3 separate regions of the Homo sapiens genome follow, and regions 1 and 3 are each linked to region 2. A link is a contact called in ENCODE Hi-C or POLR2A ChIA-PET data. All regions are on one chromosome and are shown on one strand. The core of a region is the stretch at or near the end of the contact, and the rest is flanking DNA. Distances in the headings are between cores, read along the strand shown.

Region 1 (4,842 bases), core at 134-2,633, 2.9 Mb before region 2:
TTCCAATGAGCAGGAAACTTGCGGGGAGGTGGGGCTAGCACACAGATCCCATGGCTTGGACAACTGAAGCATGACTTTTGTGGATTTGTACCATGTGGTGTTTCAGGAGAGAAGAAAAATACCTCAGGTGATGAAATTTTCAAAACGTATCTAAAACTGCAGTTGGTAGAAGGCTCTCCACAGCCAGCTGTCTTTCAAGAAAAGGCTCCAAGTTTATTTAAAATCTACAAGCAGAACAGAACCATACCTCAACCAAGCTCTAACATCAAGAAGTTTTACCCGATTTACGTAGTTAAAAGGATAAGAAATCGGAATTTACTTCAATGGATTTGTTCGATGCCTTAATAATGAATGAACTAGAGGCATCACTCACTGACTTGAGTTCTGAAGGAGTCTCTCAGCCCTGCCCCCTGTAAAACCTTAAGCAATTTCTACAGAATTAGGTTTTTCGAGGCTAAGCCCGGTTCAAAGGAAGTCTCCCCGCCTCCCTCCCAGGGGCTGAAGCCCAGGACAGCCGGGGCGGCGCGCCCGAGCGGGTGGGGGCGCGGGGACGCCCCCTCCCCGCTCGGGAAAAGTTCTGCAGGCCGCTCTCCGGCCAGGCCGGCCTGCGGCCGTCGCCTGCTTCGCCGCCACAAACACCCATCTCGGCCGCGGACGGCCAGAGGGTCGCGCCCCCTCCCCGCGCCACCGCAACTAACACCCCGCCCCCGCCTCCCCGCCACCGCCCTCGCCGAGCGTTAACCCCTCGCCGTCCGCCGCCCGGCTCGGGGGAGGAGGCCGGCCAGGGGGTGGAGTTGTCGCGTCTCCTCCCGGGAGCGCCCGGGCAGACGCCCGGCTTGTTTACAGGCCCCAGGCCTGCCCGCCGCCGCCGCCGCGCAGGCCCGCACCGCCCGCCAGCCCGCCGTCGGCCCGAGCGCCGCACTTACCCGGAGCAGCCGCAGGCGGGCAGGTCCCTGGTCGGCCGAGGCGGCGGCGGCGGCAGCCGGGGAGGGGGTCACCGCGGCGGCGACGGCGGCAGCCGGGGGAGGGGTCACCGCTGCAGCGGCGGGCCAGGTCAGGCTGGGGAAGGGGCGGAGGAGGGGAGGAGCCGGGCTGCGTCCGGGCCCCCGGCTGTCGGCGCCCTCGCGGCTCAGATCATCCGGGCGTTGGAGAGGGAGGCAGAGAGCGGGTCCCGGAGAAGGAGGAGGAAGAGCCGAGGACTCATCGCTTTCGCGCCTCAGCTGTCTAGAGTCCCCCCACCCCCCCCTCCCCAACCACCCGTTCCGGAGCAACAGCCGCCTGAGGACCCGAAGCTGCGGGCCGGACGAGCGCCGAGACCACTGCTCTCTAGCTCCCGCGCGCGCTCCCGTCCCTAGCGCCGCCACCGCCGCCGCCGCCGCCTCTAGCGCGGCCCCGCGCAGGCGCGCTCACGACCGCGTCGCCCCTCCCCCACCCCTCCGCTCGCCCCGCCCCGCTGGCTCCGCCGCCGCTACAGCTGCGGCGCGGCGCGCAGCTACAGAGACCCGGATGTCGTTGGGCAGGAACTGCGGTGAGGGCTGGCGGGCGGGGGAGGGGCCGCCACAGATGACGTCACTGCCTTACCCAGCTTCTTTCTCTGCCGCTGCTGCTGCCGCCGCCTTTGCCTTACGGCCTGGAGCACCAGGCCGAAGCCGAAGGGAGCGTCCGGATCCCGGATAGCAGCCAGGACCCGGGCCTTCACGTTCCGGCGCCAGGGACTGGACAGAATGTGCGGCTATTAGGTGCCCAGTAGATCGACAGCCCCTCCGTGCCGGCCCTTGGCCAAGTAGGGACTCGGAAGCTACCCCTACGGCGTCCGCGCCCGGAGCCCTGGCTCTTCTACCTGCCTGCAGATACAAACCCCACTCCCTGCGAAGATGGTGTACACGCAGCCCCGAGCACAGACCCGAAGCTGTCCACCCTTCTTGGGCGCCGTCGCGGTCTGGCCGCTGCCCTTCGAACCCATGGTGGGTCCCAGGCAGCTGCCAGACCCCCCTACCCCAGAGTCCCACTCCTCCAGAGCCTTCCTCTCCCAGTGACCCCAGGAAGCCCAAGCAGGTGCCACGGCCACACACCTCGCGACCCAAAGGGCAGAGACACAAGCACGCTACCACCGCCCACCAATGTGCGAGTGCAACTGATTCACGCACGGGGCACATGCTCTGAGTTTCTGGCAGGTTTTCCCTCTATAGTTCAGGGGATTCCACATTGTATTTATTTGCACATGTTAGATAATCACGTGGTTCTGTCCCAGGGGACCTCCAACGACCTCCAATGAGGTAGGTTAAGGGAACAGGATTTTTCAAAATCAGGAGAATAATCAGAAACATAACAGCTGCTTCTATTAAGAGGTAGAGATGAGCTAAAGTTAATAGAAACTGCACGTGCCAGCGGCCAAAATCCAGTTTAGCTAGCTGGAAAACCCGACCCACGCTGCTTGCAGACGCCGGGGATAGAATGACAAACCCTAGGCAGCCAATGAATCGCAGCCTAGGAGCAGTACATCACCAGCACGGGTTCCCATTGGCTGGGGTGCCCTTCCCTCTCTTGTCAGCGGCTTAACCAGTTCACGAATTTGACCTACACCACATTCGCAGGAAAAGAAGTTAGAAGAAAAGTCCGTATTTTTAAAAGATGTTCTGATGCACACACAAACCAAAGACTTCATTGTAGAAGGCAGGTTCTTTTACTGGCCAAATTGAGTTCTGGCCAGTAAAAAAGGTAAATTTATGTTGAAGGCCTCTCTATTTTACTTGAGGAGCTCACTATAGCAATTTGCACCCTACTACTTTCTATCTCCTAAACCATTTTGTTGCCCCAACTCTTAGATCAAAAGCAACCTATTTATTCTTTCTGGCATTCAGCAAATATTTAGCTGCTGCTTTTAAAGTTGTAAAAAGCCATCTCTAATTTTCTCAACATGACTTTGGGGAAGGTTCTGTTTCCTTCACTTTTTTTTTTTTTTTTTTTTTTTTTTTTGAGACAGAGTCTCGCTCTTTCATCCAGGCTAGTACAGTGGCACAATCTCGGCTCACTGCAAGCTCCGCCTCCCGGGTTCATGCCATTCTCCTGCCTCAGCCTCCCGAGTAGCTGGGACTACAGGCGCCTGCCACCACGCCTGGCTAATTTTTTTGTATTTTTAGTTCAGACAGGGTTTCACCGTGTTGGCCAGGATGGTCTCGGTTTCCTGACCTCGTGATCCACCCTCCTCGGCCTCCCAAAGTGCTGGGATTACAGTCGTGAGCCACTGTTCCCGGCCAGAATTCCTTAGAAGATGATCGTGGATCATTTCCACATATACAAAATAAAAATAAAATTCACTATGCATTTGGTCTCAGTATCATCTGAGGATACATTTCCTAATTCTCCACATATCTCCCCGACCCCCCAAAAAAAGAAATTAGATCAGAGATCTTTGAAACGCTACCTTCTTGGAATCCTTAATACTCCAGGCAAGTAACAGCATGAGTAGCATGCTGGTGGACTCATTAACATTCTGAACTACAAAAGCTCATATGGCAACCATTTAGAGTGCTCTTAAAAGACAAATTTTCTTATTTATAAGCAGAAGCTGGGTCACTAGTGACGGTAGTGGACCATAGAAAACTTGAAATGCCTGCCTATCTTTCTGCTTCCTTCCTTTAGGCTTCCACACCTTTCTTCTCTCTGTTCTGCACTTGGAGAATCTGGGTCAATTGTAGAAGAAGAGGGAGAGAAATAGAAAATATGAACAGAAAGAAATTTTTAAGGAGTCTACGCATTGTACAGACTGCCGATAAAGCAGCACCTTCCTACTATTTATTTCTGAATACAGCTTGCAGGGACATTTTGGTATGAACTAGGAAACTCATGGGTTATAAGATTAATATTTTAAAAAGATATCAATATTGTCTGATTAAATATGTTTAATATCATCATATCCCCTTTTATTAAACCTTATGCTAAGAAGGGGGGACAGATAGAAGGGGAAAATAACATTGAAAAAAGAGGATTGAAAGTTCTCTTCTGAACTGTAAGACTTTGCCGGGCCTCTACACATATTTGGGATGTTCACAGTAAGATTTTAGTGGGAATATATTGCCATGATGATGACATTTTAGTAATTTTTATAGGTATATTATAAAACTATCCTGCTCTGCTTTGGAAATCTGTTTATATTTCAATTAACAAAGAAAAAGATTATCTACAAGATTGGCTTTAAAGTCCTGAATTTAGTGTGTGTTGATAGCCTAGTAATTGGGAGGCTTGGGGTGAGGACAGGGGCTGTAGTGTGGAGTCTAAAGCTTAATCTGATCAGCAATACTCTCTTTCCCTTTCCACCACAATTGTGACTTAAAAAAAGGTTTACATTCCTGCTCCCAAATTACTCTCCAGGAGAGTCACCCTTGAGGCAGACTTGCCTGGGCCTCTCAAAATATATGCAGTAATGTAAATGACCCCCTCAGGAGGCTAGTATTTGAGAATACCCCTCACCATCCTTTTCCACTGAAGCCAGTCACTACTCAAGAGTTAGAAAGCCAACCAGAACATAGGTTCAACAATTCCTTCCTCCCTCACTACCTGTTTCATATTTTTTTCTCTCACACATCCTCTTCATTTGGTTTCCTCTTTTCTCATTTCTCCTTCTCTCTCCTCCCTTTTTCTTCTCTTCTCTTTTTGCCTTCTTTGCCCTTCTCTTCCCCATTCTTCTTTTCTCTCTTTTCATTAGCTTAGTACAAATTGTAGCTTCTGCTACCCATTTTCTCCCAGAACAGAACATGCGAGCAGACAGTGCCCCTAAATGAATTTCATTCAGGGAGAGGGTGTGCCCCCTACCCTGGCCCTCCTTCCTCCCTCCCCTACATC
Region 2 (4,457 bases), core at 821-3,320:
GTGAGCACATGATACAAAGCATACACCTGCAGTCAACGTTTAAGTTAAAGGGTTCATACAGACTGAAATGGGTCAATATTATTGTGAAGAAATTACTGGTACTGCCAATACTATGTTAATTTTTAAAAACCGTCCAAAAGTCTTTCACTTACGTGTAATATTATTGTCAATTATACTCTACACAAGCCAGTGTTACTAGTGTTTGGCCACATCTACAACCAGTTTCTTAAATTAAAAAAAAAAAAATCAGATCGGTAACAATTTCACACAAGTTTTCTACATTCCACAAAAGGGTATTTTGTTCAAGTTTCAGGAGTCTTTCAGCCACCAGAAGTGTTAGTAGCGCTTTCTGGAATGGAGTACCAGAAAGCAGGCTGGCTACAACTGTTAATTGTCCAGTTGAAGTAAAGAGAAACATCTCCATAATTACCGAAAATGCTTGTAAGATTTAATTCTCCAATATGACCACACCAAGTTTGCTGACATCCATGTTCACCACAACATGTTTATGCATACACTCTTCCCTGATTATGGTTGTAATCGAGAGACTAATAAGGCCTGTATCTGAACAGAACCATGTTCAAATTAAATGACTGTAAAGTGTTTGAGGATGCGGGCGGGTAATTAAAGACGGTTAAACACGATTATAATCTAATGTAAACAAGACACAAGACCCCCACCCCAGTGAAACACGCCACCATACAGGCTTGCTGCAGTTACACTAGTATCACGTTAACCCGAATCATGAAGTCTTACCTTCAAAACAATTTCATTAAATAACTAGGAATGTGTACAGCACTTGACATCATATAACGTACTATGATACGCAGCAGGAGATATCCACTGCCACATTCTGGGCCCTCACTCCCTGCCCCGCACAGTCTCGATCACTGCTGGGTTCACCCTCTTTTTATTCTATCCACTTACCAAGAAGCACAGCTGTGGCCAGTTGTGGATAAAATATCTATAGGTATAAATGGAGTAGGGTTCGGACAGATCTTTGGTGATCAGTCTCATGATATCGGGCATTTGTAGCTCGGATTCATATCGGACATATCGTATCGTCCGATCCTCCCCAGGCTCAACCTCCCTGCCCGAAGGGCTTCTTAAGCTGCAGTCGGCGGTCAGGGACGAAGACAGCAGCCGCACCTGCTCGTCTTCCTCCTCCTCCTCCTGCTCGGTGCCCTCGGCCAGTCCATTGCGGGCCGCCGCGGGATCGCTCGCCGCCGCTGCCTCCACCGGGCTGGGGACCGCAGTTCTTGCATTACTAGAGAGGGAGTGAGGGGGCCTCTCGCCCGAGTGTACCCCGGCTCCTTTTGTTGCAGTCGCTCTGGGGCCTCCGTCAGGGGTGGCTGTGGTCGCGGCCACCTCTGCTACGCTCAGGACCTTGCTCTTGAGGGAGGCGGCCGCCCGGAGGTGCCGCAGTTCGGGGCTAATCAATCCGTTGAGCTGCTGCTGCTCCTGCGGCGGCTGAGGGCAGCGGAGGCACGGATGCCCCTTGGCCGCCACCGTCGCCGACTCTCCGCCCGCCGGGCTCCTGCTGCCGCCGCCTTCGTGCTCTTCGTCGTCCTCCTCGTCCTCGCTGCAGCAGGCGAGGGCGGCCCCCGCCGGGAAGGGACAGCGGGGCTCGACCGCCGCCGGGGCCGGAGGTGCTGGTGGTGGGAGGAGGCTGCTAGGCCCAGGCGGTACCTCCGCCATCCTAGAAGCGACACAGACCGAGAGGGGAGGCCATGAAACCCGGCCGAGGAGCGCGGAGAACAGGGGGCGACGGATGGGGGGCGGCCGAGGTGGGGGGAACAAAGGCAGAAACCGTCCCTCACGGAGCTGCCCCCCAATTCCCCGCCACCCCCCCGCTCTTCAGCGCCGCCCAGCTGCTCAGCCGGCCACCGTCCCCGTCCGCCCGGGCCCACCCGCCAGCCCTGTCACTCGCGGCCCCTCCTCACGGCTCACCCCGCACGGGTCCCCGCCGCCGCTGCCGCCACTCCTCTTCCTCCGCCACCGCCGCCGCCTCCTTCGCAGCCGCGGCAGCCTCCACAGCCGCCAAGGTTCTCACTCAGCCGCCGTCGCCGTAAAGCGCCTCAGCTGTTAGGCCGGGTAAAGTTTCCTGGGCCTGGCTTTACGACACTTCCCTGCCTGCCGGCTGCCCGGGCCAAGAGAGAGGGGCGTGGAGGGAGGTGACCTGTGGAGGGGCGGGGACAAAGGTGTCTCCTGCGGGCTGCGGGGAAGGCCGCGTGCTAGTGGGTGGGGCTGTGGGGCCGGGAAGTTGCAGAGGGCTTTGGAGTCACAGGCTCCCAAACCCTCTTCCTCGGTTTGGGGGCGCCTCAACCTGCGGTGCTTGCCACGCGGGGCCGGGGAGGGATGGACCGGGCAGGCGCTCCCTGCTTAAAGTCTACCGCGCACTCCGAGCTGTAGCGAATCTCGCCAATTCGGGGCCTGTGGAACAAGCCGTTTACAAGTCACCTAAAAATGCCCTTTTAAAGCTGCACAGCGTTTAATGTTTGCCCTGACCAGGGGCAAGGAGGATGGGGGAGGAGCGATTAAAAATGGAGCAAATCAGAGAAGCCGACCGAAAAAGAAAGGAAGATTTGAGCTGTGAAAATATGGGGATGGCTGTCGAAACGTGGTGGTTTGCAGTGTGAATTAAGTTCAGCTGGCCCTTGCCACTTTGAGGCAAGGGAGTCAGCCCTCTTCCTCTCCCTCCTTACTCTGCTCCTCGCACCCAGTAAAATTGGAGGCAAAAGTGACTGACAGGTGTTGGGCAATTGCTAGCACACCTGGGGAAGGGTTAGAGAGAGGTGGTGAAAGAGAGTGACCAGGGCTAAGAAGCACACTCCTAAACTTGTGACACAAATAGGTTAGGAAGCACTGGTAAACAGGTGGCCTGATCCTCCCAGGGGATCTGCCTATCGAGTGCAAAGGGGATAGAACTTGAGCTTGTGGCTGGGCGCCTTCTGCTCTAGTCCACAATTGACTCCCGGCAGGTCTGAGCTGAGACAGGTAGTGTAACTCACCCGCTCACTGAACAAATTCGGTTTTGTTAAAAACCTGATTTATAGAGCTGGTCTGGTGTGCCGCAGATGGACGTTTTCAATATATAATTCTATGACGGAACACGTTTGCAACTTTTTGCCGTAATCTAAACTCTATGTATAAAGTATTTATTATGCTCGCAGATTCTGTGCCTCTGAAATCCAGACAGAGCACAACTGGGATGGCTTTTCTCTACTCCATTATGCGTAGAGCTTCAGTTGGAAGACTCTAAGGCTGAGGAGTAGAATTATTTGAAAACTTCACTTTCACCGCTGATGGTTGATGCAGGATAAAGGCTGGAGGCCTCAGTTCTAGTCCATGTAGACCTCTCCCGGTGGTCTTTTAGCATTGATTGGTTTGGGCTTTGTCACAGCCTGGTGGCTGGGTTCCACGGCAAGTATCGTGCGAGAAAGTCAATCAGAAGCATATTACCCATTATAACCTAGCCTTAGAAGTCATGTAGTCTCTAGCCAGGTGCGGTGCCTCACGCCTGTAATCCTGGCATTTTGGGAGGCCCAGGCGGGAGGATCTCTTGAGGCCAGGAGTTCGAGACCAGCCTGGCCAACACAGTGAAACCTCATCTCTGCCGAAAAATACAAAAATTAGCCGGGCGTGGTAGCTCATGCCTGTAGTCCCAGCTACTCAGGAGGCTGAGGAGAATCACTTGAACCCGGGAGGCGGAGGTTGCAGTAAGCCGAGATTGCGCCACTGCACTCCAGCCTGGGCAACACAGGGAGACTCCCTCTCATCAAAAAGAAACAAAAAACAAGTTATGTAGTGTCAGTTCTGCTGCATTGTATCTAGGCAGACACAAAATTATATCCAGTTTTGACAGGAGGGGAAATAGACTCTACTCTTGGTGGAGAGAGGCAAGGTTCTCAAAGAGCATATGGGACCAGAAATATTGCTGTGGCCATTTTCAGAATGTATAACTTGCTACAGATACATTGAAAACCTCCTAAACACCTTGATGTGTGGGGGATATAAATGAGATGTATAAGTACAGCGTGATCCCTTTTCTGTCTTTTAAAAAGCACAAAACAAAACCATGTTTCCAAATGTGCATACATTGTTTAAAGATACATGTTTTTCAAAGTTTCTAAGTGTAACCTGGGTAGTCAGCCAATGAAACAATGATCTGTTCAAATCATGGTGGAAAAACTGGCCCAAGAGGCACCAGATAATTCCATAAGAGATGTTTAAGGGTGAATTTTACTTAGAAAAATACCTCTCAGTAATTTACTTTTAAATGTAAGCCCTTCCTAAAAAGCATGTACCTTCACTGTAGTGAATGAATGGCAGCAGGCCTTCCTGTTCTTTCTGTGTTGCAACTTGGCATTGAGCTCTGTCACACTGAGGAGCTGACCAGATGTTGTCTCAAAGTGGTTTTCAGAAAGTCAAGAGTTGTAAGGACCTTCTTGAGGCCA
Region 3 (4,864 bases), core at 409-2,908, 2.7 Mb before region 2:
ATAAATGTGATATATCCACACAATGAAATTAGACTATAAAAAGGAATGAAGTACTCATACATTCTACAACATGGCTGAACCTTGAAAACACACTAAGTGAAAGCCCGTTACAAAAGGCCACATATTGTATTTTCCCGTCTATGTGAAATGTCCAAAATAAGCAAATTTATGGGGACAGAAAACAGATTAGTAATTGCTTATGGCTGGTGGGGTAAGGATAATGGGGGGAGGGAGGTGGTGACTGCTGAGGGTAAAAGGTTTCTTTTTGGGGTGATGAAAATGTTCCAAACTTGACTGTGGTAAGGGTTGCACAATTCTATAAATGGGTGAATTGTATTGAATGTAAATTACATCTCAATAAAGCTCTTAAAAAAGAAAAAGCTTCCCTGATTGGTATTTTCCACAGCAGTTAATAATTAGAAGGCAGCTCTTTAAGTAGGAAATTTAGGAGCAGCCAACAGATGCTACAAACAGTTAAATTCGTGAAAAGGCAACATCTGAACTGGATGCTATGCTAAAGGTCTGGGGATTTGGCGTGAGTGGCGGTGGATACCAAATAACATGAAGGGCAGTCTTTGCCCTAACTGCAGGAATGATTTAATGAAGAAAACAAACACCTAAAAATAGTAAAAAATGAGTAAGTGAAAAATGATGGATACAGAGCAGATAACCAATTCAGCGGCATGGAAAACAACTTCCGATTCACTGGAGTAAATTCTGGTCCTGGAGAGACAAGAGGTTGTGGGGACAGAGGTCGAGATCAGTGGGGAAGGAGCGCTTCACGTTCAGGGGGCCATGAGTTGAACAATTCGGACAAAAGAGGTTTAGTTGGAGATATTGCGAGAGTACAGTTCTACCTAACGGACACAGCTCCGGGTGGGTGTGCCATATTCCATTTCGTACGAGTCTCTTAGAAACAAAATGCTACAATTCAACAGGCTAAAGTAGTCTTTCAAAGGAAAGTTAAAATCACACTGAATTACTATCTCTAATGACTGAGTTCATTAAGCGCAATAATTGCACTTAAAGGTTTTGCAACGAAAAACGAAAAATATGTTTCTTGTGGCAATGAAAGCCCCTAGAACAACTTGGCTCTCCGCACAGGCTTGGACATTAAGATGCCGAAGAAGTCCCGAGGTGGACGTCGGACAACGAACGTACCTCAAGTCACCCGAGGGAAGAGAAGACGCGAAGGCATCCCAGGGACCGCATTTTTGCAGGTAAACTCGGGCTGGGCGCTCCCGCCGGGAGGTTGGTTAGTGCCCGAATGCGGAGGCAGAAAAGCTGCGGCGGCCGAATAACGAGCTCACCGCGGCCCCGCCCGGGCCAGCTCTCGGTTTCCATGGCTAACGTCTACTCCGGCGGCCGCCACCCGGAGCTGAACGGAGCGCGTGCGCGTTCGGGGACCTCGTCGGCGCCTGGCTGGCCTCGCTGCCCCGGTCTGTGCTCGCTCCCGAGGCGGGCCCTGCCGTAAAGCAGGCTTGGCCTAGAGGAAGCAGGGAAATAGCGCGCTTCGTTCGCGCCAGGACTAGGCCAACATCTGCCTGGCCGGGGACGACGGGAGTCGCTCGTGCTCTGGTCTCGCACTGGGCCTAGCAGAAGCAGCAGCGGGGAAAGCCGAGACGCCCTGAACGTTCCCTTGGGCCGGGCCTTTACGCAAGAGCGTCGTTGCCCTGGTGACGTGACGTCCTTCCTCAGGATTGTGCGCCGGGGTGGGGAAACAGACGTGCAACCGCCATTTTGCGCATTAATTTACCAGAGGTCGGGTCAGGCTGTCTTAACGCAGGCAGAGGGGTGTGGCAGATCTCCAACCGCTCGGGGTCCCGTGATTTCCATTAATGAATTCGCACACTGGCGTTACCACTCAACACACCGACGGTAATGAATGTTTTTGAGTGATACTTCATGCAGCCTATTCGGCTTGGACGATTGGGGACTGCATAACGTGATCGCTATCGCCTCAGTTTGTGGCTGCGTTTTAAAATACAAGGAACCAACATGTCCATTATAGAAACGTGTTATTAAGATATTAATAAAACAAGGCAGAGTTCCGGCGTTCCAATTAAAAGGCCATGGCTGATTCATATTAGTGTGGCGGGAATCTTTACAGCCTGGCCGCAAAGACCCCAATTAACGCTAGTTAAAAAGTTATCCCTATACCCAGGGCTCACCTCCCCCATTCTCCACGAAATATGATCCCCCCCCCGCCCCACCAAGTTCTGGACACGTTCCAGATTGCCAACTGGGAGTCCTCAAGACGGCCCCGGAGAGCGTTAACAATGATTGGTCTCAGCTGATTTAGAGGCTCGGGTAAGGGAACTTTGAAGCTAACTTGTCGGTATCAAGGTACCCGCAATTCCCCCATGTGATTGGGTAGATGCCCTAGCAGTTCTGCACACTTCAGCGTCCAAGATGACTTGTGGACTGTTTTGTTTGGATCTCCATTCCTCAAAACTATAAATGCGGCCTTAATTTTTTTTTTTTTTTAATTCTTGGCTCTTGGCTGTCTTGGAAATGCTGACTTTGTATTTAAGTATTTAGGTTTTCAGGTCGTAATAGAAAAATAATTACTGTGTTCATATTAAAAGCCAAAGCTTTATTTATTTATTTTTAAGATATTGTGTCCAGAGCAAAAGTGTAGTGTGTTGAAAGCATGTGGAAGAAAACCCCGGATATACATATACTTGTCTTCAAGGACTTAATTTGCAGGTAGACCCTTTCATAGTTTGGTATCTTCACGATTTGATAGAATATGGGAAAACGTGCTGTTGGTCCATCCATAGTTTTTCTCATTGAAGCTCACTCATTGCGGGTCAGAGTACCACATTAAGCATCTCGGAAGCATCACTTACCGCCAAGAAGTCTGAGTTTCATGTAATTAAGAGTGGAGGCTCCAGAGTCAGGAAGTCTGGGTTGAAACCCTGGCACTACTGCTTACTACTTGTGAGATCTTGAGGTTATGTAATTTCTCTAGTGCTCAGTTTCCCCATATCTTGTAAAATAAGGCAAATAATAGAACTTAACCCGCAGAGAGTTATGTCATTGGATTAAATCAAATAATTGTAAATTGCTTAGCAGAGTAAATGGCACAGCTTAAGTGCTTAGTAAGGATGAGCTATTATCTTTATGTAGAGAGTCTGTATTTATGCTTGTTCTTCTCATGGGCATTACATATGACCCAAGCAGAATTAACATGTTTATTGTTGAAATATCTGCTGTTTTTCAAATATATTTGAACATCGTGCTTTCTTAGAATAAAATTAGTAGGGCATATGGTACAAGCCCTTTGGTTAGCTGTGTATAAAATATTCATTCAACATTTATTGAAATAGTGAAGGGAATAGTGGTTCCTATTTGTCAGGAACTACACTAATTGCTGCAGATATAAAGTCAAATAAAACATGATCCTTAAGGAATTTACCAAAATATAACTTGGACATCAAGGACATAACTTGAACAACAAGGACATCAGTAATTACAGTGTATGTGATAAACAGGTATGCGCTGAGCTTCAGAAACAAAGTGGGACACATAATTCTGGGGAAATTAAGGATGGTTGCAATCCATTTTTAAAGGGTGAGTGGACAGCTGGGCCAGGCGTGGTGGCTCTTGCCTGCAATCCTAGCACTTTGGGAGGCTGAGGTAGGAGGATCGCTTGAGCCTAGGAGTTTGAGGCAACATGGTGAAACCCTGTCTCTACAAAAGATACAAAAAATTAGCCAGGTGTGGTTGTGTGCGCCTGTGGTCCCAGCTACTCAGAGGCTGAGGTAAGAGGTTGTTGCAGTGAGCCGAAATTGCACCACTGCACTCCAGCCTGGACAACAGAGTGAGATCTTGTCTCAAAAAAAAAAAAACAAAACAAAAACAAAAACAGAGTTAGCTGGGAGAAGAGGTATTCCAGGTAGGGGAACATTTATTCTTTAATTCATTCAACACATACTTAGAGCATACATAGAATCAGTACTTTGTGTACCTCATTTAATCTTAACCTTATGAGGTAGCTTATTATTATTTCAAATGTAAGGAATCTGAGCTTGAGAAAAGTAAAATAAGTGATGACATCTGGAGTTGAGTCCGTATCTGTATGTCTTCAAGATTCGTGTATTTTTTCCTACCCTGCTGATTCACATAAAATGAAACAAATTGTGAAAAATCTGGAACTGCTGCTTCAGCCAGAGAAGATGTTTAGCCAGGCATTATCATGACATACGTGTTATTGTGTAATGGTAATGCCCGTTTTCAGTTCATACCCAAGTTAACTTCTCTTGCTAAAAAGTAAAACAAAAGCAAAACCCACACCATAAACCCTCACTCTGCCTTGTTCCCAGAGACCACTGGCCAGAAGTCTCTGAAAATAATGCAGAGCTGCAGCACTAGGTATGGGCCAAAGAGAAGGCAAAATCATGCTCACAGTTCCGGGTGCCTTTAAAGAAACACAGGAGGAATAATAGCTTTGGGAAGAAAGATAATGAATCTACTTTGAGACCTGTGTGTAAGGGGCTGATGCGATATTCAGGTGCCTATGCCCAGTTGGAAATACAGAATTGGACCTATATTACATATTGACCTTGGGAGAGAAGTTAAGATGTAGAATATTCAATAATTTTTTTTAAAAGATTGTTGAAGTAATAAGATTGGAAAAGAATGTCAAGGTTTATATCTTAATGGGACAAGAAGAAAACCGAAGAAGAAAAGGACTATAAAATAAAAAGATTGACTTATATGGCTTATTGAAAGTCACTGTATCATAGATCATGATATGCATCAAACATCATGTGAAAGGACATGTGATGAGTAGAAATTTTAGAGTGTCTGAGCATGTTCGTGAGATTTGGGTTGGGCAAGTTATGAGTTATGAGAATAT

The links. Hi-C counts contacts between places; a loop is a spot of excess contacts on that map. ChIA-PET counts read pairs that join two places held with the same protein, here RNA polymerase II (POLR2A). Pooled maps may share reads with other maps.
Region 1: a loop to region 2 is called in a map of CD8-positive, alpha-beta T cell, with 33 times the contacts of the local background. The contact joins the promoter of PPM1A here to the promoter of NAA30 in region 2. A Hi-C loop is called at or near these places in 1 of 168 maps with a recorded cell type or tissue (CD8-positive, alpha-beta T cell) and 14 of 50 pooled maps. POLR2A ChIA-PET finds 5 or more read pairs at or near these places in 1 of 52 experiments (CD4-positive, alpha-beta T cell).
Region 3: a map of naive thymus-derived CD4-positive, alpha-beta T cell shows a loop between it and region 2 (13-fold over the local background). The contact joins the promoter of PCNX4 here to the promoter of NAA30 in region 2. A Hi-C loop is called at or near these places in 2 of 168 maps with a recorded cell type or tissue (both naive thymus-derived CD4-positive, alpha-beta T cell), 1 of 37 single-sample maps with no recorded cell type and 15 of 50 pooled maps. POLR2A ChIA-PET finds 5 or more read pairs at or near these places in 1 of 52 experiments (AG04450).

Annotation. Positions count from the first base shown.
Region 1 is chr14:60,245,762-60,250,603 of GRCh38, reverse strand. PPM1A (protein phosphatase, Mg2+/Mn2+ dependent 1A) reads right to left here and starts at 1,383. Exons shown (of 6, transcript NM_021003.5): 1 at 927-1,383. RefSeq lists silencers at 400-1,139, 1,340-1,439 and enhancers at 1,540-1,889, 1,950-1,999, 1,309-2,037, 2,580-2,829.
Region 2 is chr14:57,388,199-57,392,655 of GRCh38, reverse strand. NAA30 (N-alpha-acetyltransferase 30, NatC catalytic subunit) reads right to left here and starts at 2,070. Exons shown (of 5, transcript NM_001011713.3): 1 at 1,951-2,070; 2 at 928-1,699. The coding sequence starts at 1,698. RefSeq lists silencers at 1,543-1,692, 1,823-1,962 and an enhancer at 1,091-2,086.
Region 3 is chr14:60,088,717-60,093,580 of GRCh38, reverse strand. PCNX4 (pecanex 4) reads right to left here and starts at 1,658. Exons shown (of 11, transcript NM_001330177.2): 1 at 1,162-1,658. PCNX4-DT (PCNX4 divergent transcript) reads left to right here and starts at 1,835. Exons shown (of 5, transcript XR_943918.4): 1 at 1,835-1,878. RefSeq lists enhancers at 831-1,464, 1,428-1,617, 1,708-1,837.